Regions from separate parts of the Homo sapiens genome. Here all the other regions are linked to region 2. The links are chromatin loops, found by intact Hi-C in ENCODE. Cell type or tissue: heart left ventricle. All regions are shown on one strand.

What was found. Peaks named below come from ENCODE experiments on the same cell type or tissue, not always from the same donor. Only the 100,000 strongest peaks of a DNase experiment are listed, where the experiment ranks them.
Region 1: a loop joins it to region 2, with 5 times the contacts of the local background. A loop is called at or near these places in 33 of 110 quality-filtered maps.
Region 3: it touches region 2 in a loop (5-fold over the local background); 44 of 110 quality-filtered maps call a loop at or near these places.
Region 4: it touches region 2 in a loop (3.0-fold over the local background); 43 of 110 quality-filtered maps call a loop at or near these places.
Region 5: a loop joins it to region 2, with 16 times the contacts of the local background. A loop is called at or near these places in 89 of 110 quality-filtered maps.
Region 6: a loop joins it to region 2, with 4 times the contacts of the local background. A loop is called at or near these places in 18 of 110 quality-filtered maps.
Region 7: it touches region 2 in a loop (6-fold over the local background); 37 of 110 quality-filtered maps call a loop at or near these places.

The regions. Positions count from the first base shown.
Region 1 is chr14:32,825,371-32,829,370 of GRCh38, forward strand. The region is part of intron 13 of AKAP6 (A-kinase anchoring protein 6); the gene reads left to right. Among named protein-coding and RNA genes, the nearest start is that of NPAS3, 110 kb to the right of the region's middle. In heart left ventricle, a CTCF peak has its summit at 1,570; no DNase peak of the experiment used is centred here; H3K4me3 peaks cover 254 bases; H3K27ac peaks cover 636 bases.
Region 2 is chr14:32,574,151-32,578,150 of GRCh38, forward strand. It overlaps AKAP6 (A-kinase anchoring protein 6), which reads left to right. Exons shown (of 14, transcript NM_004274.5): 5 at 2,970-3,092. Among named protein-coding and RNA genes, the nearest start is that of AKAP6, 250 kb to the left of the region's middle. In heart left ventricle, a CTCF peak has its summit at 2,118 (motif pointing right); no DNase peak of the experiment used is centred here; H3K4me3 peaks cover 560 bases; H3K27ac peaks cover 531 bases.
Region 3 is chr14:33,430,585-33,434,584 of GRCh38, forward strand. All of the region lies in intron 4 of NPAS3 (neuronal PAS domain protein 3), which reads left to right. Among named protein-coding and RNA genes, the nearest start is that of SNORA89, 280 kb to the right of the region's middle. In heart left ventricle, CTCF peaks have their summits at 2,021 (motif pointing left) and 2,231; no DNase peak of the experiment used is centred here.
Region 4 is chr14:34,313,084-34,317,083 of GRCh38, forward strand. No RefSeq gene overlaps it. Among named protein-coding and RNA genes, the nearest start is that of SPTSSA, 150 kb to the right of the region's middle. In heart left ventricle, no CTCF peak of the experiment used is centred here; no DNase peak of the experiment used is centred here.
Region 5 is chr14:33,791,152-33,795,151 of GRCh38, forward strand. NPAS3 (neuronal PAS domain protein 3) reads left to right here. Exons shown (of 12, transcript NM_001164749.2): 10 at 2,746-2,893. Among named protein-coding and RNA genes, the nearest start is that of SNORA89, 84 kb to the left of the region's middle. In heart left ventricle, CTCF peaks have their summits at 1,714 (motif pointing left) and 1,913; a DNase peak (open chromatin) is centred at 1,730; H3K4me3 peaks cover 501 bases.
Region 6 is chr14:34,299,392-34,303,391 of GRCh38, forward strand. No RefSeq gene overlaps it. Among named protein-coding and RNA genes, the nearest start is that of SPTSSA, 160 kb to the right of the region's middle. In heart left ventricle, a CTCF peak has its summit at 1,948 (motif pointing left); no DNase peak of the experiment used is centred here.
Region 7 is chr14:34,321,137-34,325,136 of GRCh38, forward strand. No RefSeq gene overlaps it. Among named protein-coding and RNA genes, the nearest start is that of SPTSSA, 140 kb to the right of the region's middle. In heart left ventricle, CTCF peaks have their summits at 2,017 (motif pointing left) and 3,398 (motif pointing left); a DNase peak (open chromatin) is centred at 2,005.

The DNA.
Region 1 (4,000 bases), 250 kb after region 2:
GATTCAAACAGGAGGGGAAAGTTGATGTTAAAGAAGAGGCTCTTATTTATCCACATACAGATTGAGAACAGGCTCAGAAAGCAAATGCAGAGAGAATACATGACAAGTTAATGGCGTTTTGATAAAAACAGAATTTTTGAATTTTGCCTGAAGGTGACAGGCTGATTTCCATCAAATTTTTTAAGAAAGTCATTCCACTCTTCACATTTAATAAGACAGCTATTGATCGATAATTCCAAGATGATGATATGTCTCTAAAAGTGACACAAAGATTCTGTTATTTCCCATTTCTAAGCCCCAGTGATGAATATGCTTTCTCAATCAAGTTTAAAGAAAATTTGAGCTTTCAAATGTGAGAGTCATATTTCACCCAAGTATGAGATGCCTAATGCCACCTCCACCCCCCACTCCAGAAGCTTAATGCCGTCACCTAAACTCGTGCTATAGGAAATGAATTACAGAAGCAATCTACCCTAATTTGTTAACTTATTCAAATAACAGTTATTATACTTAACTATGCTAAAGATTATCTTTTTTGTGGCAGATTGTTTATTTTTTGATGAGCCTAATTACTGATTTTCTAAAAGTAATTTACATTTATTACAAATACATCTTTTAAAATGTGACAGATAAATGTTGTTCCCATAATGTATTATGAAAAAAGTTACTATTTAAAAACACATTATTTAATTTGAAAGATGAATGGCAAACATCATTATTTTTTTTTCCTGCAACACCTGTGCCCTAAGCTTATTAAAATGTGTGATTCTGTGTAGAGCTGCTAGAAATGGGGACTAAGGGGGGGCATCTATACCATATATACCCTAAAAATAAACTCAGTATGCAAAATTGAAGAAAGGCATCCCACTTACTAATATAGCTCAACTAATTTTCTGTGTTTCAGACTCTATTTACAATTGGCTGCAAGTGAGAACAAAAGTAGGAGAGAGAGAAATGTATTTTCTGTGAAACATGTCCACCCTATAATCACATTCTCCATCAGTATGCAGTAAAACTGACCATTAAGGGAGAGTAACTGCAATTCCATAAGCTGCTTCAAAACAAGTCCTATTAGAACCGATTGTACTGCTGGCTCTGCCAACCTCCGCAGAAGGGCTGGTAGAGCCTGGCTGATTTTGTTTTCTGAAAGGGGATAAAGGCTTGAAAGCAACACCACTCTGAGCATGACATCATGTGACTGTGACCCTCAAGTCACCAGTCATGCTGAGATCTGGAGCTCCAGAAGCTCTGGCACTGGAGAAGCCTTTGCGAAGCACTCTCCCTTTTTTGATCCTCTGGGAATTTCTTCTCTCTCTTACATAGACGTAGAATTGAAATGAAATGTAAATGATGAGCAGCTCCATCTTTAGACTTGGAGGAAGTGAATGTGCTGGTGGATCTGTGTAACCCTCACATTTTACAAGCAGGGACAATGTCAAACTAGCAGCCAGCCCGTCTGCCAGTCAGCAGTATTTTTTGTTAAGCCCCGGTGATGCCTGGCCTTATCTCGGGCAAAGGGAGAAACAGCCAGATTTTACTTCTGCAGAACTCACATCGCCCCCAAGTGACTTGTTATAGGCCTAGAGCCATTTAAATAGCCATATTTACTGGTCCTATTCAGGATTTTTTTCAGTATCATGTGGACAAAACATCTGGATGCCTGAAATTTTTACCAGACGTTAGCATTGGATAACTGGGTATAAATAGTCACATATTGTTAAAATACTATCAACCAGGACAAATTATTTAATCTCAAAATGTTGACATGCCTTCAGTATTTAATGTCAAGAATACATAGTAAAAATTGTTTGATAAATATGAGGTTTCATGTCTACAAGAGCTTAATTGTTGTCATTGTTCTTACTACAAGTTCAGAAAAAGAAAAAGAAAAAGCTGTGCTTTTTAAAGACATTTGAAAACCATCAGTGGTGATGCTCTTTTTATCAGGACAGTAAAATTCACCAAATTCCATTTGCTTGGTTTTTTTTTTTTTCCAGAACTAAGTTTTCAGATGATGAAATGATTATAATGCCACCCAGAAGAGATATAACTTAGAATAGCAGATAGAGTCTGCAACAGTAACAAAAATGTTTTCCAGATTTTCAAATGTTTTTTATTTACTGTGTTCTAATTAAAAACCCACTGAAACTGCTTGAGAAGTTTTAACATGATCTAACAGTATGCATTTGCACTGATTTCCAGGCATACTGCTGTGCTTTTCACTATTTTCATTTTTGTGTCATGTTTCTATAAAAATAGAGGGGTCAGTTACAGCAAATCACATCAAAGGAAAGGTAACTGGATAGATCCAGATCTTTCTGCCTAATTTGGAGGAAGCACATAATGTATGTCTGGAGTGCCTCCTAGGACCTGCCTCAGAGATGTACTTTGCGCTAATCTTTTTGCTGTATTCTGACAGTTATTTCTTCATAATCCTCATCATAAGCCTCTGATCTTTGATGAATGGTTTAACCCTAAACTTCAGGCTGGATAAATCCCGTGGTATAAAAATTTAACTCATCATATGCGGCCAGTGTGTGCTTTTTCTTTTCCTTTTGGTCTGCTCTAGTGATTTGGGGTTTTGTTTTACTATGTGTATGTGTATGAGTGTGGTGTTTTGGGGGGTGGGTTGAGGAGCTGTATTTACTTACAGTGCATATATTTCCTTTAGAACTTTTTAGCTTTATTGCCTTTTCTACTTTATTGGTCTGTAAATGTGATAGTTGGTGGCCAGTAGATTTTAGATTTTAGGCAATTACTTGTATTTGTGCATGCTCAAGTACGCACATAAAGAGTTTTAAATGCTGCTGCTCAGATTTTACAAACTGAGAAAGCTGTAAGAGCAAACATTTCTCATGCACACAGCACAATTCCCATTCTGTTAATTGGATTGACATTAGGTGCTTAATATTTTCCAAAGCTGGTCAACTAGGTTTAAGAAACTACCTTTGGTGATTGTGTATGAATTTTGCACTAGACAATACAGGTATAATCTTATCAAACTTACCTTTAAAATCACTTTAATAAACCAATGTTTTGCTGGATGTGAAGTGTCTTTAAATTATCTGGCACTTCTGAATAACTAGCCCTGCTATGCTAAATGACAAGGATGTTACTGGGCATCACCTATCATCTATCTCTCTCTCTCTCTCTCTCTCTCACACACACACACACACACACACACACACACACACACACACACTCTCACACCCCAGATCTGTGCCTCAGCCAATTGGCCTGCCCATTTCCAAGTGGGCCAAGTTGAAAGAATTGATTACCTAGAGAGAATTTAAATGCCAGCATTTAGTAAGACCAGATTTGCCTCACCTAGGGAATCCCTATTCTGTGGCCAGATTTCAAATGAGTCATGTCCTCAGCATTTGAACAATGCACTGGGCTTTCTTGTGTTACTGCATTATTTTACTATACCAAATTTCATCCCATCTGTTTCTGTCTGTCTCCCCCAGTTCTTTATCTAATTTTTCTTCTTTCTCCAACTCCCCATGGCTCCAGCCAAACCACTTTTTGTTAAGGTTTTTCTGGCTCTTAAGTTGAAAGATTGTAGAAAAACAGAGAGCAAGACAAAGAGCATATTCGTTCTTGAAGGACAGTAAAACAACCTGATATGAGAAATCAGAACTCAGTTTAAGCCCAGACAAGCAAAAGCCTGCTTTCTTTGAGAGCTGGTCAGGGGGACTTACAATAGTTGCATCCTGCATTGCCTAAACTTGGTATTTAGGTGTTCCTCACATTTGACCAGTTGCTTTTAGCCATTTAGAAACAGGCAGAATGGATCAAGTTTGGAAGAAATTTATATCATAGCCATGAGATGTACAAATATAATTGAATCCATCTCGTTTCCACAATGCTGTATGTACCTTAAATGAAATGCATTACTATTTGAGCTAGAAGCCCCAGTTGTATCTTTTTATAGGCTGAAACACTTAGGATAATCACAATGTTGTGAATATTTCACCACTATACAATAGTGGAATTGTTC
Region 2 (4,000 bases):
ATTATAAGTTCGGAACACTGGGATATCTCAGGTTTCTATTGTGAGTGATGAAACTTTTTAGTATTGGCAAGAAAAGAGATAGGAAATGTGCAACAAATAAAAAGTTGTGAGGGTGGGATATAACTCAGAAGAAACCCAGAGAGAATCCTTGAGAGGACTCCTGTTTCCCCTATATCAGACAGCCTTGTTTTGCTATCTGGCTGGGATACACAGAGGTGCCATCCGGAAATGTTCACCCAGGACCAATGGGTTTTGTCTAATCTGCATCTCACAGATTTCAGCTAACTATGTAATCATGGTTCTGTTAGGAAACCTGACACATTGTTTAGTGCTTTTTGGCTAAGACTAACTTTTATGATGAAGCAACCATGCACTGACATACACACACAGGTTATTTGTGTTTGTTTTTGAAGGGGAGAAGATAGTGCATGGTTTTTTAACTAGTTACATTTCAAATAACGTCTTTCACTATTTATCTTCTTGGATTTAACCACTTGTTCCCTAAATAATATACTTTCTGACTTAATTTTCTCCCCAAACCAATTTATATGTACAGATATAACAACACAATTCTAAATACAATAGTAAAAACTGTTTAATGCTGCAAGAAGTATAAAGTACTATTTTCATCTCCCATTTATAAACCATCTAAATTCTGCTTTTCTGACTAGCATCCACAGATGACAGACAATACTTCTGTAAGTCCATCTGGTCAGCAAAGGGTCTCTTAAGTTTTCACGAAAATTTTAATTATGAGAGTATCGAGAATTAGGACTGGAGTTCTAACAGACTCTGCCCTTATTTCTGCTCACAGATTTACTGTACACATCTGAAGGGATCTATGGTAAACATCAAGTCAGATATGAACCTGTGAAATATTCTGATCCCTAGGTAGTCTACCAGATAAAGGAGTTTAGGAAATAACATTTTGAACACATGGGACACTCTACTGAGAAGACTGAGCTTGAGTAAGTGTAACTTCGATATTAAAAGAGTCAAGTATTTGGGAGGAAATGAAAAGCAAAGCAACTCTCAAATTTATGCAAATGCAGGAAAGGCGAAAGAACAGACAAACTGATACCCTGAAGATAGGAGAAGGGGCAAAATGAATGATCTTGCATGGATTCTTGGCATTTGGAAAGAGTTGCAATATGAGAAAATTAGAAAAAAAGGCTGAGTTTGGTAGATCACCAGAAAATTCACTTAGTAAGGGAATACATTGTATGAAATTTCTGAAACCTTCTCTGTTGGACATATTTTCACCTCACCTGGAAGAAAATCTTCTGAGTGATGACCAACAGAAACCTCAATGATGTTGTCAATCAGTTTAGGGTTGGAGTCTAGGACTGGAGGAATGTTAAACTACCATATAGTTCCCAGCTCAGCCAATTGCAATTGTGTAGGTCTCAGTTTGTGATTATGATGTCTCTAAGATGATATTTCTCATTAGTTTTATCAAATCTAACCAATTGGGATAGATTTTTGAAAGAATATAAATGAGAAATCTTGCATTTGTGAAATCTGGTTGTGATATGTATCCCTGGGTGTGACTCTCCTTGGAGACTTGGTACAATAGAGAGATTTTCAATAGGAAAAGCTTTTGGAAACATGTATGAATATGGGAAACCATATGATGTACCACTATGTGGGATGATAGACTGAGCTCTATCTAAACAGGTTGGCAACACACCAGAGCATGGCAGTATGGTATGATCTGACTCTATGGGACTCTGTGCCCACATCTCTGCTTTGTCCCCCTCTAATAAACAATTTGTGTTCCTGAGTGTTATTTGTTTTTTTACTTACCACTCTCCACAATTCCATTTTCTCTTTTTCTCATGATTTTTTTTGAGGTAATCTAATTGCTTGAATTAAAGGTTTATGAATCTTAAAATATTATCTAGGAAAAACCCTAATGGCAAAACCTAGCTTGTGATAAACATTATAAAAAATATTTACTTTTACCTCTTTCCACTTCAGTGTCAGGACATCCTCAGTTAAGCATTAAAAATATTAATCAAGATTATTTGAAAGGCACATCTGAAGAATGGGTTAAGTTTAATAGGGAAACGGCATCTCAACCCATTCCTAGTTATGTGTGGAAGCCTGCCCTTGCTCCTTATGACCTCCAGGTGGTGCTGTTTACCCAGACACGGAAAGCAGGAGCCCAGCCCCATTTCTTTCACTTAGGTTTGCAGTTGGGCTTTCATATTTTCAAAATATTTTCTGTTTCTACAGATGTATACTTCTAAATGGCCAATAAAATTTTATAACCACTATTTGAAAAATTGCAAGGTTATTGTGATTTGTGCTTCCTAGCCAAGAATATATCTTTATGTCTGTACATACCCGAAGTCAAGTATTTATGTTTGTTCATTGGTCCCACTTTCTACGCTTCCTTCCTTTGTAGCACACAGGCTCAGACACAGACATTTGGGCTGTGGACAGAACTCGTCCAAGGACCTGTAAATACTTATGTAATTTTGAAATATATTTCTAGTTCAGCTATGGCAACTAAACTCCACAGGCTTCTGGGTGAAGAACAACATCTTTACAGGAATGCCAATCCCTGTAAAGGATTTGGCAATCCCCCAAAGCCAACGAGTGTTCCTAGCAGACCTGACCTGATTTTTTGGCAGGGGGATGCTTGTCAGACACCAGAAATGTTTTGATGTTTTGAGGTCACCCATACAGTGACACCCCACAATCCAATCCAAATTCCTCAGAAAAGTGATTCTAGAGAAAAACTGAGAGGGAAGCATTGACAGTTTCTTTCCCATTTTGGTAAGAGTTCAGGTCCAGGAATAGTGGAAATTCCATTACAGCAAAGATGAAACTAGGATAGGAGTGCGGTGGGATCGATTTGATCATGGATAAAATTTGGAACTTTTAATATTGGCTTTTTACAGAATAACCAACTAACATGCCTTTCTTGCCCCTTTTTTTCCCCTTTTCTTTCCTTTCACAAGGGGTTTGTAAACAAACTGGATGAATTCATTCAATGGTTAAATGAAGCCATGGAAACTACAGAAAATTGGACTCCCCCTAAAGCAGAGATGGATGACCTTAAACTGTATCTGGAGACACACTTGGTAGGCAAGATTGTGTTGTTCTTGCTGTCAATAATCAAAGGATTTTAATGTACTGCTTGTTTGTTTATGAGAAATATCAATTTTATTTATCAAAGGTTACTATATGTCAATGAAACCAAATTTTAATGGGTCACAGAAGATGAAAATTTACAGGCATTTCAAGTAATACTATGAAACCTAAATCATCTCTGTTTCAAGCTACCTTTTCAAAGCTTTTCCTGGAAGGATAAGTAATTATTTAAAAATACCTTAGAAAATTTTATTAGACCCTTGTTCTCTAAAGCAGCAACTGAAGGTTTTCCCTTTCTTAAAAACAAATAAATGAAAGAGATGATTTTGATGACCATTCTAAGCTTTCTAGAATTCTTGTAAAATTAATGAACCTCTCATTATCAAGAGGGTCTACATTATCTGTTCTACACTGGGTTATTTTAATAAAATATTTAAAATGATGATCTCCATCATTTTTGCTGCTATGTGGGTTTTTCAGCATATAATTAATACAACTGTCATTACACTCATCCCTGTGCATAGAGAAAACCATGGAGGGGAAGTGGAAAACACTCAGATGAATTTGCTTCTGAATGTTAAAAGCAAGAATTATAGACTGGGGGACATTCGATGAACCTCGTGGGGTTTTTACTGAATGCTTCAAATGGCCGATATCAATTATGAAGGGGTGGAAACTAAGTAGTGGAGTGTGATAAAGCATGAAGAAAAAGCACGTGTCATAGGAAATGAAAATTCAAGCTGTAAGGATCTCATCTTTATTCCTTTCACTGATAGCATAAAATTGACAAAGGCAATGAACATGAATCCTTGGGTACTCAACTGTGGGGTTGATTTTCTGCCCCTCTTACACACTCAGAATTTGGATTGAATAAACATTATGTGGGAGTCCTACCTGT
Region 3 (4,000 bases), 860 kb after region 2:
CAGCAGTTTGAAAGCACTGATTTTGCTGACACTTTGATATTATTCTAGAGACATAAGCCAGGCAACAGAACTGGCATCAGATCTCCTCAGACACTAACGTGAGTGCCCAGGGAAGGTTGTAGATGCACATTTGATTTCCACATCTATCTTCTCCCTGCAAATTAAATTATTAATTTTCCCGCATGTCTTCTTGTTTAATGAGAGGAGTGGTGGCCTTTATCTGTGCACGTGTGCAAACAAAACATCACAGCAGGGGCTCCTGAACTGCCCAGAGAAGCTGAGGGGTTTAAGCAGTCAGATGCAACTGTCTTGGTACAGTCAGTGTCATTTGCCAAAGTCTGTCTGGCTGTTGGCATCATAAACATGGAAGCATGCAGACTCCAGTGCATATCCTCACATACATATCCGAAGATGAAAGCTCCTTTTACAAATACAAAGGAAAGATCAAAAGAGGAAAAATAATGGCATTTAAAATGCACGTGGGAAATGCAAAATTATATAATGTGATTGTTTTTCTGGGTTCCATTAGAGTGGTGCTATTTTCTGAGATGATACCGTGTTGGTTGATTACTTTTCCATGTTTGAGATAATAAGTACTCACATCAACATGATTTTTGATTTGTTACTATACAAGTTCTACCACATCTGGCTTTTCCAGCCTCTCATGTTAACATCTCACTAGTTAAATACATGTATTAACTTTTCCTGGTCTTTAGTGTCACTGAATACCAGGAGGTAGCTCTGATTTGGCAAAAGGTCTACATGTATTCATATAAGTTGTTTATTATAAGAATTACTTAAACATAAAAAATTTATATATTGCTTTTGTTCACTTAAAGGCCATTAAACATTCTTTGTTTTATTTCATGCTATTTGAATATTGGAATTGCTGTCGATTCTAGAACAATGTGATTCATGTATCCTGATTCTAGAGTGTTGACTTTATGGCTGCATGACATAGAACAAAATCCATCTTAGTGATTATGAAGGATTTTAGATTGCTATTTTAAATATTTGTTATCTCTCGCCTTTGTTTTATAAATGTCAATATCTTCTTTAGGGATCTAGAGTTCACCTTTTCTCATCAAGTGAAATGATGTATCCATTTATTAAAATTGAATGTGAACTGTAAGGTTGACCTGAATGAAGAGTCAATTTTGATGATTCTTTTTTTATATTTTAGAAGCTGTTGAGAACTCCCAAATTAAGAACATGATAATCTCTGTGGGTCCCCTCTCCTAACCCCACCTATTACTTACTCTATTAAAAAAATATGATTTTCTGAATTGTTACACAGCCTAGCCTTCCCATTTTTCAAAAATGATGTCACTCAGAAGTCCATGTGAAAGGTATTAGTCTGATCAACTATAGCATTTTTAGTATTACTCATATATAATATGGCATATAATGTGTCATATCATTTTATGTTTGAGAATACATAGTTATTTCTTAAAAACATTAATAGAAATGAGAATCAGTATATAAAGAGAAAAGTACTTTTCTTGTATAGGTACATCTAAATCATTTATAAAGGAAAAAATTCCACAGAGCTCTCACCACCCCTCCACTGGGCAGAAGGGAGCAATCTTTCATTGTCAACTGTAGTTTCTAATAAAAGGAGCGAGTTTGTACAGTCATTGCTTAACAATATATTCCTTTGGGAAAAAATTGGTTTCCCTTTAGTAAAATGTTCCTGTGCATTTGGTTTGTGTTGCTATGTAAGTGTAATTAAATGCACATCTATTTACACAGCTTGTGAGGACTTATTAGTTGGTTTTGCTTGCATTTCATAAGAATATCTGGCCTTAATCACTTTATATTTTCATAGGACAAGTATTATGAAAATCTCATTCACTTGTAAATACATGAAATTACAATCTCTAGGAAAATGGTTTGTAAAACCATTGGCTGGTTTGGAATAAATCTTTGCTAAACCTCAATATAATTTATTAAAAGTACCATGTTGACTCCACTTTGAACAGTGGCCTCATTTCTCATGTTCTGTTTCAAAGGAGCCCTCTGCTGGACAGCTCTGTGTGATATCACATGCACGCATATATTTATATATGATTTATAGGCTATAGTTAATATAACCCAAAAGCCATTTATGATTGAAACTCTATCGTTGCAAATTGAATGCATCACTGAAACCTGTTTTGTCATCACTTTTTCATATTTAATGAACAAGCAGTTGTCTAAAAATAAAATGTTCATCCTTAAAGTTTACTGTAAATCACTGTACATCAGCATATTCCCACACATGAGATAATCGTACTAAATGAACATTCATTACCAATAATTTTAGTAATGAATTATTCAGCTGATATGCAATTATCACACACATTTCTAAAGCAATTACTTTATTACATAGGTATTCCATGTCATTGATTTTACTTGTCTATATTACATATGTAAATATAGAAATCTTTGCTTTTACCATACGTTCAAATGCAAAGGGATTTTTAATGTTTATTTGTTCAATGTCATCAAGTTGTGAGGATGTATGGTTAGTATTAACTACATTTTAAGAAACTTGCAAATGTCAGAAAATTGCTGTGATAAAATGAGGCAGGAACAAATAAACACAACCCAAAAATCGTGGACCATGAGGTTATAGAAATGGTATGTTTTTCTGAGTAGCTTGTCAGTAGGCTCATATTATTATCAATTATATTTTTAAAGCTGCTGTTATTCAAGGCAATGATAAATAACGACTTGAAATTATAGTCCCATGTACATTTAGCCTGGGAAACAAGATGGTATAGGGAAACCACACAGCATCATAAAGCAAACGCAGTCTTTGAACTTACAGAGACTGAGTCCAAATCCTGCCTTTCTGACCCTGAATTATTTAACCTCATCTCCAGAAACAGTCTCAGAAAGTTGTGGTAATGAGAAATGGCATAATGACATATGTCAAGTGGCTAGCACGTGACCAGGTAACTTTGAAATGGGCTGCTGGAATGTTCTCCATACATTTGGAGGCAACTACTTTGTTTCTCAGGGCAGACTTATATTGCTTTTCTTAGCAAGCAGCAGCCAAGATAGGGCCTTGTACTCTTGGACTTCATTTATATGTAGCACACTAAGTATTATGAAACAGAAGTCATAAGTAGTGTGATAATTGTTTTAGGCAATAGCTCATCTTTCAGACTTTGGAGTTAAGCCCTAACTCTAGGTCAAAAGCCTGAAAACAGCCTTTTCTGTAAAACAGCATAACCAATGTGAGCCATGAAAGTTTCGGTCACTGTAGACATCTTTTTAAAAATTATTTTCAAAATGAATATAAATGATTGTTTCAGAACAGTTTAATAAAACATACTAGGCCGGGCATGGTGGCTCACGCCTGTAATCCCAACACTTTAGGAGGCCGAGGTGGGCGGATCACCTGAGGTCAGGAGTTCGAGACCAGCCTGGCTAACAAGGTGAAACCCCGTCTTTACTAAAAATAACAAAAATTAGCTGGGCGTGGTGGCAGGCGCCTGTAATCCCAGTGACTCAGGAGGCTGAGGCAGCAGAACCGCTTGAACCCAGGAGGCGGAGGTTGCAGTGAGCCAAGATTGTGCCATTTTACTCCAGCCTGGGCAGCAAGAGCAAAACTCCGTCTCTAAATAAATAAATAAATAAACAAACAAACACAGTAATCAAATTTCTGTAGTTGGCCAGGTGTGGTGGCTCACACCTGTAATCCCAGCACTTTGGGAGGCCAAGGCAGGCAGATTACTTGAGCCTAGGAATTTGAGACCAGCCTGGGCAATATGGTGAGACCCCATCTCTACAAAAAATACAAACATTAGTCAGGCATGGTGGTGCACACCTGTAGGTCCAGCTGCTTGGGAGGCTGAGGTGGGAGGATCACTTGAACCCAGGAAGTGGAGGTTGCAGTGAGCCGAGATCACACCACTGCACCCCAGCCTGGGTGACAGCAAGACCCCATCTCAAAAAAAAAAAAATCCATAGTTAACAATGAAATAGAATGACAAATGGCATAGACTGAGAA
Region 4 (4,000 bases), 1.7 Mb after region 2:
TACAGTTTACGATGTAAAGGAAAAAAAGTGTGCCAGTCAGCTCCAAGATGGAAGGCTCAAGTGTCCACACATAGAGAATGGCAGGAAGACAGAGTCTAAATGGAGCTGGCGGGGTAGGAAATGAGGAGCGGCTATTAGCTGTGTTAGCTGGTATGGGGTTTCTTTGGCAATAATAAAAATGTTCTGGAATTAGATAGTGATGATGCTTTCACAACTTAGTATTCTAAAAGCTGACAATATGATCTCTCAGAGGTAGAGGAAACAATAGAGGAAACGGTATCACTGAACTATATACTTTAAAATGTATAGATTTTATGATATATGAATTATACCTTGATTATTAAAAAAATACATCATCACATGTTATCTGTCTCCTAGGTATCAATTTTCTTTTCCATGTTCACTCATCTAAAAAAAATCAGTGACCATATGCACCAGTTAAAGGACAAAACAAAACTCTGTTTTGAAAGTTCTTATTCTTCGTGACTGATGGTAAAACATACAAAGAAGTTTAACTTTTAGTTTTATGAAAAAAATAAGGGCTATAACCAGACCTAGAACATAAGACAATAATAATAAAAGCAAATACTGGTTTATGTCATTCAAAAAAAGAAAAGAACAAGAAAAGTAGATGGAATCACAACTGTGCCAATATTACACTAAATTACCCATCACAAGAAAGCTGGATGGGATCATCAATCAGCTAAAGTCATGAGTTCAGTTCCTCAATAACTCTCTAGGAATCAACCACATGTGCAACTGATGAAAGAGGTATGACGAGGAGCAAGAAGGGAAAAGGCTTAGAAGCTTTAGTGGCCACAAGCTTTACAAGGAACAGCAGAGGGCTAGGGCCACTGAGCTCTTACTGACCCTGAGCTGAGATCTAGTGTCCAGTGGCAGGTGGTGCTGGGGGGGATGGTCCCACTCTAGTTTATATGGATCATAATCATATCTAGTGCACTGTATGCCATCCTGGGCGCCAGCATCTAAGAAGATCACAAGTATACTAGAACCTGACACAATATTGAAGGTCTGACACCATGACCCAATTGGAACGATTAAAAGGACAGACACTATTTAGCTTGGAAAAGTGAAGACAAAAGAAAAATTGGAAAACTGTCCCTCAAAAATTATCATGAGGCTGAGCACAATGGCTCATGCCTGTGATCCCCGCACTTTTGAGGGCCAAGGTGGGCAGGCAGATTGCTTGAGCCCAGGAGTTGAAGACCAGCCTAGGCAATGTGGAGAAACCCTGTCTCTTCAAGAAACTTTAAAATTAGCTGGGCATGGTGGTACATGCCTGTAGTCCCATCTACTCAGGAGGCTGAGGCAGGAGAATTGTTTGAGCCTGGGAAGTTGAGGCTGCAGTGAGCTATGATTGTGCTGCTGCAGTCCAGCCAGGGGGACAGAGCAAGACCCGGTCTCAAAAAAAAAATTACCCAAAGGATTTAATTTATTTAGGGACTCCAAAGAGAAGAGTGAATTCTTCATGAGTCTTATTAGCAAGACCTCCAACATGGAAAAACTTAGAAGTCACCAAACATTTGAGAACTGAGTTGAGTAACCTCAGACATAATAGGTATGTAAACCAGAAGTCACAATTAACTGTTGTCACAAATAAATATGAGGGAGCAAGAAAGGGGGCCTCCATTTTAAAGAGGAAAAGAAACCTGACAGTCAGGGACAAGGAAAAAGAGAAAAGACAATCAATAGAGATATATGTTTGGTGAATCCCCAAGTGCGTCGCAGGAATCGTGTTATTAAAACATCCCCACGCAAATTTTAGGCAGCCAAACTGGCATCTACTTACCATCCAACATTTAGAAACTACTTTTCTAGAGAGCTCCTTTGATCATGCCACATCTGCCCTTAAAAACCCTTCAATCTCCATTATTGCCAAAAACACAATTCAAAGTTTTTAACTTGCCTTCAGAACTCTACCTAGCAGGGCCCAGATATACTTTTTTTTTTTTTTTTTTTTTTTGAGACAGAGTCTCACTTTGTAGCCCAGGATGGAGTGCCGTGGCACGATCTCGGCTCACTGCAACCTCCACCTCCCGGGTTCAAGCGATTCTCATGCCTCAGCCTCCCAAGTAACTGGGATTACAAGCACGCAACACCGTGTCTGGCTGATTTTTGTATTTTTAGTAAAGATGGGGTTTCACTATCTTGGCCACGCTGGTCTCAAACTCCTGAACTCAAGTGATCCACCCACCTTGGCCTCCCAAAGTGCTGGGATTACAGGTGTGAGCCACCTACCATGCCCGGCCCAGATATACTTTTTAAAATTTACCTCCCATTTCTTGCTATCATCAGTCCTGTGCTCTGGCAAACTCATGTAGCTGTCGCTCACCAAGCCTGTATCTCTATTTGGTCCTTGTGTGCATCTGTTTATTCCATGTCCTCCACCTGGAATACCTCCCCTCTATGCATCCACTGAATCTGCTATTCATCCTTCCCGCCTTAAAGCAAAGGATCAAAAGCCAATTCAAATGTTATCCCACAATCCATATCCTCCTCTGAACTCTTGATCACTTAGTGACTTCAGCTTAGGTCTCCATTTCTTCATCTATAAAGTTATCATAATAATACTAATGACTTCATAGGGTTGTGTGAGAATTGAATTTACAAATGTGAAGTACCTAAAACAGCGCCAAGAATATATAAAATCTATAAATTATGATTATTCTTATGATTAAGTTTGATCCTATTAGTATGATCCTTTTTACAAAAGGAAGTTAGTAAAACAAGCTACAGGCCAGGTGCAGTGGTTCATGCCTGTAATCCCAGCACTTTGAGACACCAAGGCAGGACTGCTTGAGGCCAGGGATTCGAGACCGCATGAGCAACATAGGGAAACTCTATCTCTACAAAAAATTTCTAAAATTAGCTGGGTATGGTGGTACATGCCTGTAGTCCCAGCTACTTGAGAGGCTGAGGCAAGAGGATGGCTTGAGCCTGGGAGGTCGAGGCTACAGTGAACTATAATCACACCACTGCACTCCAGCCTGGGTCACAGGGCAAGATCCTGCCACACATGCACACAAAAAAGCCACAGTTCTCACTGTTGCAGTGGTTCCTGATATGTATCAGGAACTCCCTTTGGCTAGCACAACTGCTGGTCTAGGCTGCTTGCCTGGTGAGTGACCTAGACCTCCAACTCTGAGGGCTCCTGAGCTCCTGGTTTCCATGCCCTTGGCAGGCTACAGCAGCTATAATTCCTTTGTCACATGACAGCATCAAGAGATCCCAGTGGATCTCCTTCTAAACATACTATTTCCTAACCCCATTATGGGAAAGCAACCCTACCTCCTCATGATCAAGGCCAATTACTCCTGCCAGTATAACTCCTTTCTTAGCCTGATGATCTCATGTCATGAGAGGCATAAAATGACAAGGTAGAGTTTTCGGTTTAGTAGGATTCTGAGAATCCTGATGTATTCCCCTCTGGGAAGCAGAACCTCTAGAATGCTAGGACCCAACACTGCAGGACAAGAAGCACAAATTTCCCACGCAGGTCACTGGGATTCATGGTGAGCTTCTTCCACCCCTTCCTCCACCTCTTGGAACCCAGACTCATTCTACACAAAACCACATAATGGCCATTGACTCAAAAGAAACACTACACCTTAAAGGACAGTGTTCCAATCTTGCAGATTATCATCTTCAAGGTGACACTTTGACCATACCTTCCAGAGGCTATTCCAAGGTTGTTCAGCCAACTAGTATACTATGCAATACACAGTAAGATCGGTGACTTCACGATCATATGTCCAATTGTCATTTCTAACATGTGGTCATACGCTGGTCTGTGTTATATGTTAGATCCCATTTTAGTAAATCAGACACTCTGGCCAGGTGCAGTGGCTCATGCCTGTAATCCCAGCACTCTGGGAGGCCAAGGCAGGTGGATTGCTTGTGCCAGGGAGTGCCTGACCAGCCTGAGCAACCTAGTGAAGTCCCATCTCTACAAATAACTTATCTTAAAAATTATCTGGGG
Region 5 (4,000 bases), 1.2 Mb after region 2:
AGGTCAGTCAAACTCGTCCTCTTCAGCCGCCCACGGTGGGCTCCCGAACCTGCTTTGTGGTATTCACCACAGGAAGTCAAGGGCTATCACGTGGCTCCCCGACTCCCCAAGGAAGCCGTGAGCCATTCCCTTCCCCTTCAGTCTTTTTACAGATACCTCCTCACATCAGAAGTCACCTGTCCTGCCCCTCTCATATTTAGCTCTCCTCTCTTGCTAGCTGACCCTTGGCCTGGGTGATAAAGAAAGCTGTATTATTATATTCATGGGCCCTAACAAACGAGTGCTGGATTTATCTTCTCAGGAAACACAGATCCATTTAGGTAGACCCAGAGTCATCCTACTGTAATTCAAAAAGATGACACCATACGGTCCCTTAGCAAAGAAGCCTTTCAGCCCCCTTCGCTACACATACGTGCAGACCACTGGGGAGGCCAAACGTTTGGCTGGATGTCTATTTCCAAATTGGGATTTTATTAAGAGAAAGTATTATCAGGAAGGAGGGGGTGATCTTTACATTGATTCTGCAGATTCTAATTTGATATTATAACTCCTTTATCCCTTTGCCCCTTTTGTATACTTTGTAAAGTGGAGATAATTCTTTTTAAAATTTTGCCTGCTTTTGGTCAAATTCTAGTCTAGAACTCCCAGGCAGGCTGTGCTGATCTGGCCTGCCATCTCAATGTATTCTTCATGTGATTCTAAAAAGGGGCTTCTTAGTCTCTTTGCCTTTGTTAAACATACTAGAACCATTTGGAATTATTCCTCATTCCAGACACAAAGCAGACAGAATTATACCCCCAACCACTGATTGGGGTGCTGTAAGTTTTCTCTGTGAAAATAGTGGACAGAATTATATAACCCATCGTTCCTCTGTTAATAGTTAACCAGGTTGAGAGGATTTGAATAAAAGCACATCTTGTTGCATGCAACAATGGTTTGACAGAAGAGCTGTATGGCAGAGTTAGTATTTTACTGCTTTCAGCTTCACCACGCAGTTTTGTAGCCTGGGAAGCCATGCATGCAGAATGGCAGAACTTACAATTGCCTACAAAAGGAGAGTACAATGCAACCTGTGGAGCCACGCCACCAAGAGAAGGTGACAGTTCCGGGCCTTCAAAACACCCTAAACTGGTGAGGAGTTTCAGAATGAAACTTGTTATGATTTGAAACACTCATCAAAGTGAGGCTTTTTCAAGTAACAGTTAAGACATAATTACCAAATTTTACAACGGTCCCGTTAGTGTGCTGTGAGAAAAAAAAGGAGAATGGAAGAAAACCTTCCAAGTTTATATGTTTATGGATGTAATAGATGGATGTGGCACTTTCAGAGCCAGGAAGAGTGGCTCAGGACAAGATGAGAAGAGCTTCCACAGCCTTAAACACAGCCCTTTTCCAAAGTGACTTCCCTTCACACCCATCCACCCCCCTCCAAAAAAAAAAAAAAAAAAAATCTAAATGTACTTCATGAAACTGTTGTATATGAAGCACTTATTAGCCGTAATTAAATGGACAATATGAATTTACTACGTCTTTAGGACTCTGGCTTGTTCTGGTTTAGAGCAAGATGATTAATGCAAATACATATTACTTGAGATAACCATTTAGCAGCTAATTTAGCCAAATTTATTACAGCAGTTAGAGGTTTTTCATTTCAGCAGACGGAGGCAAGGACATGCCAAAAGTGGGCGACGTAGATGAGTGCACACTGCCCTCTAGTGGCCAGCCAGCCGGTGAGCTTTCGCGGGGCGCCGAGTTGCTGCGATCCGCAGCCAAGTAATAACAGCAGGTTTTCCACATTTCCGGCACCCTTTTAAACCATTCCCATCCACAGCACTTTATTTCAGGGGATGATTTACTGTGCTTTCCCCTTTTACTAGCTCAGGAGTACCCAGATACAAATCAAATCAATTTCAACTTGGCGAGATTTTGGTTCAAGTATCATTTTTAACATCTGCATTTTAAAGCTCTCTTTCAGTGGGTATTTAATGGCACCGTTTCACATTACTGATTGTTTTTACTTGCTCCTTCATTTGGGGCCATATTTCAGAGTCTGTGTGGAGCTGTCACTCTGTTTGGCTCCAGCCAAGTCAATTCTGTGCCTCCCTTAGGCCAGTGTTTCTCTCTGACTCCACTGGGGAATTTATTTTGTTCCAACATTCAGCGAAGTCTCACCAGAATCTCCCCCGACTGACCAGTGTAAATTTAGTTCATCGGAGGACTATAAATTCTGTTAGACAAGATCAAAAGGAACAGACATATAAGGACGCGGGTTGAGATTGCTCACACGGAGGAGAAACGATCAAAGACGAGGGGTAAAGCATCTTTGGAACCATTCAAATATCCAGAATCTCAAAGAGGTCTACCTCCAAGCTATGAATAAATCACATACAAATTTGCCTTTCTTACCATCTGATGTCAAATCCATTGACAATATCCACACCGCATTAGGTGTTCTGTGAGCCAAAGAGATTTGTAGTCCTTTTATTCTTTTCACACCATGGCTGCCCAAAACGGAATAAAGTCTTGCTACAAATGCCAGTAACCCTGGCTCCAGAGCTGCCGCTCCACTGAATTGATTTCATTTGTCCTACTAATGGCATTCTATATTAAGCATACAGAGGGTCACCCTGGCTTGGTGTAGGTCCTCCCATTTTTAGGCTTAAGGTTTTGCAGAGATAAAAAAAAAAAAAAAGTTATTTGATCCCAGTCTTAATACAATGCCTCTGTTTTGTTTTTTTTCGCCAGTGCTGAATAAGGGTCAGTGTGTGACAAAGTACTATCGCTGGATGCAGAAGAACGGAGGATATATTTGGATACAGTCCAGTGCCACCATAGCTATTAATGCCAAGAATGCAAATGAAAAGAATATCATCTGGGTGAATTACCTTCTTAGGTATATTTTCTACTTCTTTTCTATTTCTGTCCTGGTTATAAAATATGCCATATAAAATATGGCTATGGTTAATAGCCGACATGTTGTGAATATTATCTTTTGACAGTACCTGGTGTGGAATTTCATGGCAATTCTGCTGTTCTTTCCACAAGATTCAAATAAATGTGAGAAGATCAAACTATGTTGGAAGGGACTTGCAGGAAAGATTTCAAGATTTTCAATCATTCTTGGTCTGTCAACATTTGGGCATCTCTGCAGAAGTTGCTTTGGTTTTCCCACAAATGCTTAGGCCAGAATAATACAGACTTCAGCCTACAGCTGAAGCATTCAAAAAGCATCTCCTCTTCCCCAGCACACACACACTCACACACTCCAGTTCTTGTGGAAATGAAGTAAAACAGAGCGGGAGAAAAGTGGCAGGGAACATTATATTCCTCTTATATTTCTTCCCTTTGATGCCCTTAGCATATTACATAGGGTTTGACTTCCTGGGCATTAAAGTTTCGGTAAACAAAGTGAGTTGCTTTGCCGGAATCAAACAATAGCGGTGTAAAAAATGAAGGCAATTTTTTTTTTTTTTTGGCCCACTGCTTTGTGATCTTTGGCAAGCTTTACTGCTCTTAAAATGTGTCCTTAACAGTCTATCTGCAAGTGAGCCCAAGCTCAACTGCTTCCTAAATTCTGGTGTGAGACACCATTTCTCTCCCCTTCCCAGTCTACATTCTGCCTTTGGATTCAAACTAGCAGAAAAGTAACCAAGACCCACAGATTGGGCCATCTTGAGTTTGGGGGCAGGCTTTCTGGGAAGTTCTCCACCAATCCTGCACTTGGCCTGGCTCCCTCCCACCCCCATCATTCTGGTCTTTGGCTTCTCCTGGCCTAAAGCCACCAAGCAGAGCCCACACGTGGTCTGAGTAGGAAAATTTCCAATAGGTCTTGGGAATGGAAGTTGGTGCCCTTTGGCTGATAATTTAGACAGGGAGTACCTGAATCCCATTTTTCTTTGAGACAGCCAAGTGGAGCTGGGAAGCTAACAACCATGGCTCATCAGCACACTGGCCCTTCAGAGTGTGTTCACATACTTTGGTGATGACTTGAAGGCATGAA
Region 6 (4,000 bases), 1.7 Mb after region 2:
CAAAGCTGTACTGAAGTGAGCCATGTTCATGCCACTGCACTCCAGCCTGGGTGACAAAGCGAGACCCTGTGTCCAAAAAAAAAGGAAAGATCAGAGAAACACCAGGGGCCAAATCACTTAAGCCTGGGAATTCTAAGAGGGATAGGAAGCCACTGGAGGGTTTTAAGCAGGAGCTTGTGTTGATCAATTTGCATTTTAAAAGGATTACTCAGGTAACTGTTTAGCAAATAGTCTATAGGAAGATACAGTAGGCTGGTAGGCAGCCAGAATTGACTGGCCCTGTTTGAGAGATGCTATGATATGGTAACAGGTCAGATCAGGTGGCAGAATCCAAACAACTCAAAAATATCTATGACCTGTTGGGATAAATTATGTCCCCCCCCAAAAAAAGATATATCGAAAGCCTTGGCCCGGTGAGCTGGCTCACACCCATAATTCCAGCATTTTGGAAAGCCTAGGTGGGAGGATCACTTGAGGTCAGGAGTTCAAGACTAGCCTGGCCAACATGGTGAAACTCCATCTCTACTAAAAATTCAAAAATTAGCCGGCTGTGGTGGTGGTGGCTGCCTGTAATCTCAGCTACTTGGGAGGCTGAGGCAGGAGAATCACTTGAACTCAGGAGGCAGAGGTTGCAGTGAGTCGAGATCATGCCACTGCACTCCAGCCTGGGCAACAGAACAAGATTCTGTCTCAAAAAAAAAAAGACTAATCCCCAGTACCCCGCAAGGTGACTATATTAGTCCATTTTCAAGCTGCTGATAAAGACATACCTGAGACTGGGAAATTCACAAAAGCAAGAGGTTTATTGGACTTACACTTTCATGTGGCTGGAGAGACCTCACAATCATGGCGGAAGGTGAAAGGCACATCTCATATGGCAGCAGACAAGAGAAGAGAGCTTGTGTAGGAAAACTCCCCTTATAATAACCATCAGAACTCATGAGACTTACTATCATGAGAACAGCATGGGAAAGACCTGCCCCCATGATTCAATCATCTCCCACTGGGTCCCTCCCACAACACACGGGAATTATGGGAGTTATAAGATGAGATTTGGGTGGGGACACAGAGCCAAACCATATCGGTGACATTATTTGGAAATGGGATCCTTATAATTAGTTAAGATGAGGTCATACTGGATTAGGGTGGGCCCCTAATCCAACACAGCTGATGTCCTCATAAGAAGACAGCCATGTAAAGACAGAGACACAGTGAGAACACCATGTGAAGACAGAGGAAGAGATTAGAGTTATGCTGTCACAAGCCAAGGAACACCAAGGATCTACGGCCACCACCAGGAGCCAAGAAGAGGCAACCAAGTATCACCCCCACAGGACTTGGAGGAGGCACAACCCTACCAGCACCTTGATTTTGGACTTCTAGCCTCCTAAAGTGAGAGAATAAGTTTATGTGGTTTAAGGCCTCTCTGTTTGTAGTACTCTGTTATAGCAGCCCAAAGAAACCAATACAGTACCTATAAATGGTCCTTCTTCTCCACCCACTGCCTGCAAGTTTGGAGGATGCTGGAGTCAACCAACAAACCCCGTCCTTCAGCACTAACACAGCCTCATACTCATAAAGATGATTAGGGAACACTGATGGCTATGACAATGGTGATTTATTTTTCCTTTGTCGTTTCCAGTACACAAAAGGCAAATCTGTGCTGAAGACACCAGAAATCTTTCCAATTAATGCTAATGGGTGACCAGCTCTGTTTCACTCCTTGGGAAACAAGGCCACTAAGAGGAAGTTATCAGTAAGAAATTTATGTTTTAGTAGCATGTTTAATTATGATACACCATGACTGTCTCTTGCACCAGAATTTAGCATGCAAGATTTACAGCTCTTAGCACAATTTTTGCCTTTGTTGTCTCAAAGAGCCTTGTTTCTGATGTTTTATTAGACTAGCAACCTCTGTTCAATTGTGTCATACTGCCCCCTACTGCTTTGATCTTATCATCTCATGCTGGCTGCTATTATTTTGAGTTGGTTTTCAGGATGTGTGGTCTTTTTTTGCCAGGGTCTGAACACCTGCCCACTCTCACACCCCGAAGAACACAAAACATTGGGATGGTGGAGAAGGGAGTGGGAATCTCATTTTTTTCTTTTAATACAACCATTGAACAACCACAAATACATCTATATAGTTCTAAAGCACACCATCTGACTTGTTTAAGCTTACAAGAGATACTAAGTTTCTAGAATAAGAGCACATCAGATTCTTTATTTCTTGAAGGTGGAGAACATCTTCAAGAGATATCCTCACTTTTCATGAGATGAAATTTTTTTAAGGGAAGCTGATGAAATTTTAACTAATCCAACCAGCCAGAGGAAAGCCATATTACAAAAGGGGCCTCAGAGGAAAGTGGGATTTCTTTTCTGCTTCAAAGGCATAGATGGCAATGCTATGAAAAAGCGGCCTGCAGGCGAGGGTCAGAGCGCACCCCACACCCACACAGCCACCAGCCACCCTGAGATGGTGTGTGTACCAGCCATCCCAGCCCCAGCCCCACCCCTAGCCCCCTCTGCCGTTCCTCCTTTGCCTGTGTTCTCTTCCAAAGGTGATAGGTCAGCCCTCAGCCAGGAAGAAAAGTGGCTGAGGGTCAGGAAAAGGGTATAGGGTTACATAGGATTACATTAGTAAGGAACCTAGAAATGAGCCATTTGGGCTTCGTAACACAAATTGGTTCTCAAGGTATTCGGCGGGCGGTGGGTGGGAGGTCCTCTCAACCAAAAAATCTCAGAACCAATTCCTCCGACTCTGCTAGTGGATTTAGCTTTTGTTTTTGTTTTAATTTAGGCTGGGTGCAGTGGCTCACGCTTGTAATCCCAGCACTTTTGGGAGGCTGAGGCAGGAGGACTGCTTCAGCCCAGGAGTTCAAAACCAGCCTGGGCAATACAGTGAGACCCTGTCTCTATTAAAAAAAAAAAAAAAAATTTTAAACAAAACCACCTGGCCTCATAGCAGGGCAGCTTCCCTAATTCCTGATGTTGCCTGTTTCCGACCCGCAGAACTCCAATGGTCCATGGCTTGCGCTGCTCTTACCCGGCCTTCCCATGGATGACTACTTAACTGGATCATCTGAGCTTTGCTTCCATGCGACCACACATATTCTCCTGCCACAGATTTGGTACACTTTGGCATACACTGTAGGCCTGTGACCAGCTCTCAGTCTGGTTTCCTGGGACGCTTGTCACCACTGGAGCTTTGTTCAGATCCCTGAGCCACATGCACACACCTTTATTCTCTGTGCAACTGCCTTGTGTCCTGCCCTGTCTGGGCCGGCAGCCTCCAGCGGGGCTTGCGGGGCAGGGGAGGATTCTTTTACTCTGCCTGCACCATTTACTCCTCGGCTTGTGCTTGGAGAAGTGCTCTCTCCCAGGGATCACAAAGGAGAGCAGGCATGGGGGAGGGGGTGGAGAATGCCGCAAGAGAACATTTACCCTTCCTGCACTGTGCCAGACAAACGTAGAACCTATTCCATAAAAGATTTTTTATGTTGCATGGTCCAAGAGAATAGCCCAGCTGCTATCTTTGGCTCTCCTCCATTTCTCACTCCCATTCATAAAATCTTTAGAGAAGGCCATGTGCTGCTTTCTCACAGAGAGGATCAAGTTGTGCTCCAACCCAGAATATAGTTTCATTTGGATGCAGGTGGCTATAAGGGCCCTGAACAGTCTGTCTTTCTAACTACTCTGTCTGTCTACTCTAATTCTTCCTACCTAATTATCCCCCATCATGAATCAATAAATCATATGCCGAGCCTCTCTAAAGACCCAACACCATGAAGAAGCTGAGGGACCACAGAGTTTACCAAACCTCTGGTATTCATGGATTTAGCATTCACAGTGGTACCAAAGACCCATGACCTATAGCAATTTGTCTTTTGCTGAGACTCAAATTTGAATGTTGAACACCATAACACCAGTGTTTGGGAGACAATCACTTGGTGAGTGAGCCTAGTTGGCCTAGTTAGCTTTTTTTTTTGAGACAGAGTCT
Region 7 (4,000 bases), 1.7 Mb after region 2:
CAAAAGCAAGTCACCCTGTCTATCCCACACTCAAGGAGAGGGAATTACACAAGAGTATGAATATAAGGAGGCGGGGATCGTTGGGGACCACCTTAGACGCTGCCTACTGCAAGTTCAGTCTCAAAGTCCACAGCTGGTAGCTTCAGCATGATCCTGCAGAACTCTGGAAGTAAGTTAGGCTTCAGAGTTGTTCCAACCCAGGGAAAGGGGGCTAGGGCTTTATATTCCCATAACCAGTCATTGGTTAGTGGTCCCCTCAGTGGGGCACAAATTTCCAGGCAGGTGCTCTTTATGCGTGCATGTAAGGTGGGTTCCAGTAGGTGGGCAGACCTCAAAAAAAAAAGAAGGGTTGTAGGTATGGGCTGTTGGAAGTGAAAGCATACTGAATCTCTGGTTAAAGGGAATAGTAAAAAAAGGCCCTGGGCAGAGCATCAGTATTGTGCTTTCCAGTGAATGATGGAATGAAAAAGGCACTTTCCATAAGGTTGTCAATAGCAGTAATAATAAAGCTCCTATTACTTCATGTGGCTATTCTAGTCAGAGGTCTTTGATTTCAAGAAAAGAAAACCCATCCTGGCTAACACGGTGAAACCCCGTCTCTATGAAAATACAAAAAATCAGCCGGGCGTGGTGGCGGGCGCCTGTAGTCCCAGCTACTCGGGAGGCTGAGGCAGGAGAATGGCGTGAACCCAGGGGGCGGAGCTTGCAGTGAGCCGAGATGCGCCACTGCACTCCAGCCTGGGCGACAGAGCAAGACTCCACCTCAAAAAAAAAAAAAAAAGAAAAGAAAACCTACTTGTTTGAACTATTGAAAGGCTACTGAGAAACTGCTCACAGGACCTAAGAGCGGTACTGTCATGGCTCAAAACTCCTAATCCTGGGAACTGGGAAAAGGAGAAGCACAGAAGACCCAGGAAGCCATTCTTTTTTTTAATTTATACGTAATAGTTATTCATATCCAGAAAGCCACTCTTACTTTTTCTATTGCTCTCTGAGATCAAGAGACCTTCATTTGCTTTTCTTTCTAGATCCCTGCCTCACTTTTCTCTCTGAGAACAGATTTTCTCTACCCACTGATCCACAGATCATGCTTGCTTTTTTAGCCCCTGGATAACTTTTCAGATCAGCTCTCTACAAACAGTTGCTTCAGTTTCTCCAAATTCCTATGGCTACATAGAATACAATGTTTTAAAATATTAACTGTAGTTATCTAGAAGTAGCAGAAGTATAAATAATTTTGCTTTTTGTCCTATTCTATATCTGTTTCCAAATTTTCTACAGTTAACACGCAATGCATTTATAATCAGTAAAGGAAAAATCTGGCTGGACTAAATTTTCTCCACCTCATCCCAATCCTCCATCACCATCTTTATTTCTTCACCTCTCCCCTTCCTGGCAGATGACCTTAGGAAAGATATAGTATTTTTTTTTTTAAGAGATGGGGTCTCACTCTGTCACCCAGGCTGGAGTGCAGTGGTGCAATCATAGCTCGCTGCAGCCTTGAACTCCTGGGGTCAAGCGATTCTCCTGCCTCAGCCTTAGCCTCCCAAGTAGCTGGGATTACAGGCACATGCCACTGTGCCTGGCTAATTTTTTTTTATTTTCTGTAGAGACGAGTTTTTGCTATGCTGCCCAGGCTGGTCTTGAACTCCTAGCCTTAAGGGATCCTTTCACTTCAGCCTCCGAAAGTTCTGGGATTACAGGCATGAGCCACGTGAGGCCCAGCCTGGAAAGATGTAGTATTGTTAGAATAGCGCAGCTAAGTTAAGCAGTGAGGGGCAGTCACTGTGAGCAATGGAAAGTTTTATTGTCTTATTTATTATTTGCTATGAGGATCTGAAGAACCTGAAAAGGCATACATGAAGCATTCTCCCAGGACGAAGATGGGACCTCGGGAGGAGGACTGATGGTACCATGGGGCAGGAGAGGAAGAAAGGAGACCGACCAGGATAGACACCATATGTACTGTTGGGTGACTCTGGGGAGAAGGTCGAGTTTGGCGCCCCCTTGTGGACTTGGTGTATAATCACAACTATGTAATCTCCATATTCATCTACAAGCTATTACAGGTATCAATAAGGAATAGCCAATAAACAAAACCAAACCACAGTCTGAGCGATCATATAATAAGTAACAAGACAGAGGTTCAAAAAACAGTGCCAATGAAGAGATCTTTGATTTTCTCTTCGCCTGTGATCGTTTTCCTCCCTCTAGCCCAACCCTTATATAAGTATTTTAGAAACCAAGAAAAAAAATGCCAGCAACTCCTATAGATCTCTAATATAATACCGATATACAGACACATAATAATGGGATACTTTTCAAAACACTGCTAATCCTGTTAGCTCATATCGAGTCCCAGCCTGCACGATTGGGACACAAGACTATTGTCCTACCCTGTGTCATGCCAGGCTTCAAATAAGCATCATGATAAAGGAGAGAACCTTCCTCCGTCTTCTAGTAGAATGGCAAATAAACCAACCTGTACATGTCAAGTTCTTGTCTACTTTGTTTTTAACATTAATAAAGAAAAATTTGATAATTTTCCTGGTTGTGACATTACACTGCCTTGGCTCCAGAAATTCTTCCTTGTAGTTAACTTACGTCTCTCATGTAGTCATATAAGTCCATTTCTTCTTGTTCTATTCTTCCTTGTGGTGGAGATTAACAGCGGCTTATCATCTTCCCTAGAAATCCTTCCATTGTTAGAGCTTACCATGGCATTACCTATCCTTTTTTTTTCTTTTTTTTTTTTTTTTTTTTTTGAGACGGAATCTCCCTCTGTCGCCCAGGCTGCAGTGCAGTGGCGTGATCTCGGCTCACCGCAACCTCCGCCTCTCGGGTTCAAGCAGTACTCCTGTCTCAGCCTCCCGAGTAGCTGGGATTACAGGCCCGTGCCCCTACGCCCGGCTAATTTTTGTATTTTTGGTAGATACAGGGTTTCACCATGTTGGCCAGGCTGGTCTCGAACTCCTGACTTCAGGTGATCCGCCCGCCTCGGCCTCCCAAAGTGCTGGGATTACAGGCGTGAGCCACCGTGCCCCAGCCTACCTATCCATTCTTTAAACACCAAGTAATCCACTTTTATTTGACTTTACCTCATTCACTTCATTTTCCAGTTTCCATTAAATTTGTGGCTTCCCTGTGAGTCTACTCCATAGTTTTCTTGCTCTACTAAACCATGGAACTAAATCGTGTGCACCTCTGGGTGATTTCTCAGCATTACACTCTCCCTATTATAAATGAAAGAAACACCAAAATGTAAAGGTATTTCTTTGATGTGCTGGAATATATGGCTATACTGATGCATGCGATATAAATTCTTTTTCTTTTTTTTTTTTTTTTTAAAGTGCAGGACAGAGGGGTCCGTTTTTGAAAGTTATCGATACCTAGTAAAATGGCGCCATCTAGTGCCCTGAACTAGTAACAACATTTACAAGAGAAGGGTTGGAAGAAAACTGTAAATCAACAGTGCAAGATGACAACTCCCAAAACTAGCAGGGCCAAGGCAATTTAATAACAATAGGTCGTTTGACTCTGGGGACTATAACTCTTAGTCTATTGACTGAGCCATTGGAGCAGCTTAACAAATAACATAGCTTGTTTTCCAGAGAGAATGTGGCACTGTTCCGAAAGCAGAAGTTCCCACTGGAGGCTTGGGAGGACAAGGAGCAAAGTAAGCACCTGCTTCATGCCAGGCACTGCTCTAAGCATTTTACATTCATTTTTTCACTTAATCACCACATCTGCCTTATGAGGCTGGTATTATTATCCCCATTTTACAGATGAGAAACTGAGCTTTCAGAGAGGCCAAAATCTTACCCTTAGGTTACACAACGGAGTCAGGCCTGACTCCAAAACCCACATGCTTTGCACTACCTCCAGAGAGAGGATACATAGGGAATATGCAACTCCCTTTCTTTTTTTCCTTTTTTTTTTTTGAGACAGAGTCTTGCTCTGTCACCCAGACTGGAGTGCAGTGGCGTGATCTCGGATTACT